Linked DNA regions of Homo sapiens: region 1 is linked to region 2. The links are chromatin contacts, found by Hi-C or POLR2A ChIA-PET in ENCODE. All regions are on one chromosome and are shown on one strand. The core of a region is the stretch at or near the end of the contact, and the rest is flanking DNA. Distances in the headings are between cores, read along the strand shown. Region 1 holds the start of ZNF300 (zinc finger protein 300). Region 2 holds the start of TNIP1 (TNFAIP3 interacting protein 1).

Region 1 (2,820 bases), core at 151-2,650, 180 kb before region 2:
AATGGGAATGACCAAATGGAAAACTGAGGCATGTGTTCCCTATTCCTAAAAAGAACCAGCAGCTGAATTCCAACAATTTTCCAAGAACTCTCTTATATTTTCCCCCAACTTAGAAAACTCTTGCTAAATCAATGTGCATGAACTCAAAGGTTAATTTTAAGATGTTTTCTGTTTAAATTTTTATTGCTCTTTTTCAACAGCTCTATTGTCTGTATACAAAAATGGTGATAGGTTGGAACCACTGGAAAAAAAAAGAGTATACCACAATGCAGGAAGGTAAATACCTGGTAAATTTTCCTCAGTCCCAGGACAAGTCATGCAGACAGAGCTGAACTATTTCAGAGGACGTGGGGGCTCCCATGACAGACAGATTATTTTATATGGGGGTATCAAAACATCTGGAAGGAAACAAAAGAAACAATCATACTCATCTCTGGATATCCCGCAGATGCTCAATAAATGTCTCTTGAATAAAATATAAAATGATTTAAATAAACTTAGAAAGTGGAGAACTGAAATCAAACTTTTAATTATGATTTTATCAGTTTTGATTTGTTTGGTCTTGTTTTAAAATGACCATTTGATGGGGGTACCATCAGAAATGCTTAGTGGGCAATGGTAGACTAAGAAAAGATGTGAAAAGGGGTTGACCTTTAAGAACTCAAACAGTTGCCTATGACCTGTGGAAATTTAACGTTAAGTAAAGGCCTTCCCCAGTAAAATGTGGCTGACCACCATGACACCGTGGCCCCATTACTGTCCCCATCTAAATCTCGGAATTCTCAGGCCTAGTAATCATATACCCTACTGAACTCCCCCATGTCCATCACATCACTGAACACATGGACGCCCCCATCATTTAGTCCATAGCCTCCCATCACTGATTCCTCAGAGTCCCCTAAATCACTGAACCCAGTTAAACCCACCAGTCAGTCCACCTGCAAGCCATTCCTGACCTAATAGACACCCCCTCACCTCTCACTTCCCTGTTACTAATCACATCTCGGACTCCCACATAAATCCAACATTAATCCCACCTACTTCCCCCACCAGTGATTTCATAAACCTCCTACCACTGACCCTCACGGGCTCCTCTCCTCCCATTACCAATCCCACAGACTCACCCTTCACCGCACACATCCCGCCTCTGACTCCCAGCTCGATTATCAGGTCCCAAAACCACCATCACCGCTTAATGGGAACCGCTGTCACATCCCTATTGGCAAACTCTCCTGCTTCCTGTCCGCGAGCACCACACCGGGCTCCCGAGGCTGCGCCGTTCCGTACTGGGCGGTTTTGCCCGTTCCGCATCTTCAGAGGCTTTGTTCAGGAAGCAACATGGCTGCTCCCTGGAGCTGTTTCCGCATGGGGCCGCCATCTTGAGAGCCCGGTCGTCTTCGTACTAGCGGAGGATTCGCCCAGTGCTGAGCCCGAGAATGGGCTGTACCACAGCGGCAGCGAAGGGAGGGGAAGGCGACGGAAAGGAGGCCTGCGAAAGGAGCATTAAGGAGCACACTTTTGCAGAAAGATTTTACAAGGGGGATTGAAGAGGAAGTTGGAGTGAACCTTCCTCTATTGGAAGCATGCTTCTGACGAAAGGGGAGGAATTTTAGATGGTACCATGGACGTGTTTGTGAATGGTACAGCCCCATGCCGGGAGATTCGACTGCTCAGAGGGGAAGCGTGGAATGGTGCGGTCCTCTCCAGGGAGATTTCACTGTGGGAGAGAGGGACAAAATCTGGGGGCTGAACAATCATTGTGTACTGTAATTATGCCAATAACAACGGTAAGGAATCCTTATAAGGGAATTTGATATTGCAGTAATAAGTAATAAGAGGTCGACTGAAGGAAAAAGGGAAATTAAGAGCAGGGAAGAGGAGACTGAGGCACAAAGAGAGGGAAGTGAGAAGCAGAGAATCAGAGAGAAAATGGGGGAAATGGGGACAAAGGAGCCAGCCTAGAAAGGAGGAGAGACGGGAGACTGAAGAGAAAAAAATAGACATAGGAATAGAAGTGGGGATCTAAGGGGTAGAGCGTGGTAGACAGACAGATTGAGACAGAAAAGAGACTTGAAAATTGGAACAGACATAAGGGAGAGACTGAGAAGGTTAGATTTCAGAAACAACAACAACAACATGATTTTTTAAAAATGAACCAGCCAAAGAGAATACTAAAATTGTTATCTTAACCCTTAGACCTTACATCAAGCTTTAAAAAAGCAAAATGCATGTTCACAGACCAATGTTTCATTTGTATAAATGAATACAATTTTGAATCATAATTTTCACACGAGTCATGCTTTTTGATATGTTATGAAATAGGCAGCAATTTTACATTTAGCAATTTATTTCTCATGTCAAAACAAATGCACTTAGATAAGAAGACAATGTATTCAGAAAGAACACTGTTGCATTAGGAAGAATGCTCCAATCTCAAATCTGCAAGAATCACAATATCAACAAAATGACTTTTTTTTTTTTTATAGGGAAGAGTAAGAAGGGTTAGCAGGAACTTTGTAGGGAGAAGGATATGAGATAGGGGTGTGCAGGTGGCAAAACCAGGGCATTTCTACAGAAATTGTTTCTGTTGTCATGGAATTCTGAGAATAAGCGGTTAAGGGGAGATGTTTTGAATCATAGTGCATTAGTGCAGTGTTTCAACTCAGGGGAAGCCAAAATGAAGGGGCCTGCGGGAAGGAGAGAAGTCTGACTAAAGGTTGGTCAAGACAAAGAGGATAAGAAATAGTTGGTTGTGAACACTTAACCTCTTCATCTCTATTTAGACTTCCACAGTTATATCAATATTTATTTCTTGACTTG
Region 2 (2,719 bases), core at 62-2,561:
CTGTTGCAAAACAGAGACCACCACGGGGATGCTGAGTTTGTACTAATATTCTACCCTCCTAATACAATTCTACCCTCCTTTGTCAAGGATTTTTTTAAAACATTCTGAGTCCCCTTTTCTGACCTCTCATCAGATGCCGAATTCCCCTCTATCACACCCCATTGTTTGGAAAATGAGTAAGTGCTGATTAAATCCCATTTTGACCGTACTGTGAGAAAAAAATGATGCATTAGGAATCTACACATTTCCCTGCACTGTCATTCTGCAAGGGGGTGGGGAAGGACGTTGCTGATTCTTCTGCATCATCCACAAAAGTCCCTCCCTCCCCCTACCAAAACACAATCTCTCACCCAGTCGCACAAAATTCCCATCTGCTCCTGTACGCACAATGAATGTACAATGCACACGTGCACACAAATGTCCTACAGTGGAAAGCTCAGCCTTCATACTCCATCCCCAGAAGCACTCCTGGAAACTCATCCATCCTGCACATGCACACAAATGCCTCCAACAATGTGCATACAAAATATGTTCAACAGAAATAGTATAGTAGGAACTCTGGAGCCAAATGCCTGAGTTCATATCTGACTTTGCAACTCACAGCTGTGTGACCTCAAGCTCCAAGTACCTCGGTTTCCTAAAGTATAAAATGGAGATAATAACAATATTAATGTTTAGGATGGAAGTGACAATTAAATGAGTCTAATACACGTACAGCGTTAAGATCAGCACTTGGAAAGCGCCCAATAAAAATTATTATTTTCCTCCTCGTGACATATGTACACTGCTTCCACAACTTGATACGAAAACTCCTGACGCCGCGTAGGCAACTCGTCTCCACAGGATAGACACCCAAAGGGCCGCAGCGCCGCCCGCACCCGGAGGGTCTGCGCTCTCTACAACCGCCCCACGCCGTTCCCAGGCGTGCTACCCCGCGCAGTGCGCACGCGCGCCCCCCACCAGGCCCAGCGCCAAGCAGGGAGTAGCGGCTCAGCCCGGCTTGGCCGCTGGCGGAGACGCCCCGGGACCCCGCGCGCCGGGCCTGGGTGCACAAGCCACCTTCCCCAGCTCGCTCCCCGCCGCCACCGAGGCTCTGGACGATCTGGGCCTGGCCTCCCTTCCTCCCCTCCATCCCCGCTCCGGGCCGGCCGGCTTACCCGAGGACGGGGAGCTTGGGGACACAGCGCCCCGCTTGCTGCGTCCAGCCCCGAATCCAGGGACGGGGCAGCGGCCCGGGCAAGGCTCCGGCCCCCCGTAGCACTCCTAGGGCTCCTGGACGGGGGCAGGGCACCCGGGCCGAGGACGAGGAAGTGCCGGGGGCCTGGCCGGGCCGCCCCACCCCTGGGAAAGTCCCCGGAGACTGGCAGGCCACTCGCCCAATCGCGCCGCGCGCTCCGGGCGGGCCCGCGGCCGCCTGGGGTGGGACCGAGCGAGGTAAACACCGGCTGCCTGCGGTTCCGGGGGCCCGCGGTGTCTCTCGTCCCTTCGGCGGCCTTCCCCTCTAGGAGCGACTTCCCTGGGGCCACCGTCCCGGGCCTGCGCGGCGCCTTGCCGCACTCCCAGCGCCGGAAGCCCCTGTCGAAGGCCTGGGGCCACCTTGAAAGCCGGAATTTCAGAGCGGAGGCGAGCCACAGAGACCACCCAGCCCCTTCCTTGTGCCGAGGGGAACACAGGCCAGAACAGGGAGGGGACCTGCCAAAAGGCACGTAAGCATTTGGCCCTAAGCCAGAGCTGGAGCTCAGGCCCCCAGAGTTCCGTCCAGGGCACTCCAGGACTCTTCTTAACAAAGCTATAGAAATTCCGAGCTGAAAAGACCCATAAAGACTCTACCGCGAACATTTTTTGCTCCAGACATTGTAAAGGATTCCCAGACATCGTAAACGCTTTGCTCCAGACATTGTAGATGCTTTGCGTGCATTATTTTCTTCGCACAATCACGCTAGGGAGGTGGGTTTTACTACCTTTTCTTAAATAATATTTGAGTCACAAAAAGGTTAGATGACCTCAGTAAGGGGCTGAATCAAGATTCAAACCCGGGTGGGCAAATCCAGAGGCCGCCTTCCACCCTACCTACTTATATGTGGGCTAGATAATCCCAACAGACTGGGATTTCCTAGACCGGTAAGGAACATAAACTTGCTTTAAGGGTAGGAAAGCTTTTTAAAAGCTTATCCTTTTATTTTTAAAAAGAAAGAAAGCTAAATTTTAATTCCAAAAAGTGGAAGGTCTAACCTTGGAATAAAGAACAGCTCTTTAAACTAAATATAGCTTTATGAAAAACCTATTGCAAAAGACCCATTTCACTGGTACTGTTGAAAACTTAGTCATTGACAGGCCCTCATCCTCAAAAAGAATTAGGGGAAAGGATTTGGGGAACTGTTTAATACACACCCTCATTTTACAGAAGAGAGACCCATCAATCAACTGTGACTTCGCAATAATACACACACAGATACTTGCCCAAATTATATACCTAATCTGGGGATTCTCCTATAAGGCTTTGTAACCTCCTAGGGTTCCTTCAGTTAATTCAACGGTGTTATCAGATCTTCAAAACGATATTCATTCTAGTTTAATTATGAAAAGAATTACACTTATGCCTTGATTCAGAAGGGAGGGAGGGAGGAAGCGATGCAAACTCCAAAGCACCACTGAGTCTCACCACTGGGGGATCCTACAGAGAAACTGGGAATCCTGGCCCTGGTTTACATAGCAGCTC

What was found. Hi-C counts contacts between places; a loop is a spot of excess contacts on that map. ChIA-PET counts read pairs that join two places held with the same protein, here RNA polymerase II (POLR2A). Pooled maps may share reads with other maps.
Region 1: a map of head of caudate nucleus shows a loop between it and region 2 (19-fold over the local background). The contact joins the promoter of ZNF300 here to the promoter of TNIP1 in region 2. A Hi-C loop is called at or near these places in 1 of 168 maps with a recorded cell type or tissue (head of caudate nucleus) and 5 of 50 pooled maps. POLR2A ChIA-PET finds 5 or more read pairs at or near these places in 1 of 52 experiments (MCF 10A).

The regions. Positions count from the first base shown.
Region 1 is chr5:150,903,580-150,906,399 of GRCh38, forward strand. It overlaps ZNF300 (zinc finger protein 300), which reads right to left and starts at 1,401. Exons shown (of 6, transcript NM_052860.4): 1 at 1,125-1,401; 2 at 285-398. It overlaps LOC124901112 (a long non-coding RNA gene), which reads left to right and starts at 1,656. Exons shown (of 2, transcript XR_007058999.1): 1 at 1,656-1,787.
Region 2 is chr5:151,079,723-151,082,441 of GRCh38, forward strand. It overlaps TNIP1 (TNFAIP3 interacting protein 1), which reads right to left and starts at 1,312. Exons shown (of 18, transcript NM_006058.5): 1 at 1,158-1,312. RefSeq lists cis regulatory regions at 824-1,612, 1,112-1,881, a silencer at 877-1,546 and enhancers at 1,422-2,132, 1,847-1,906.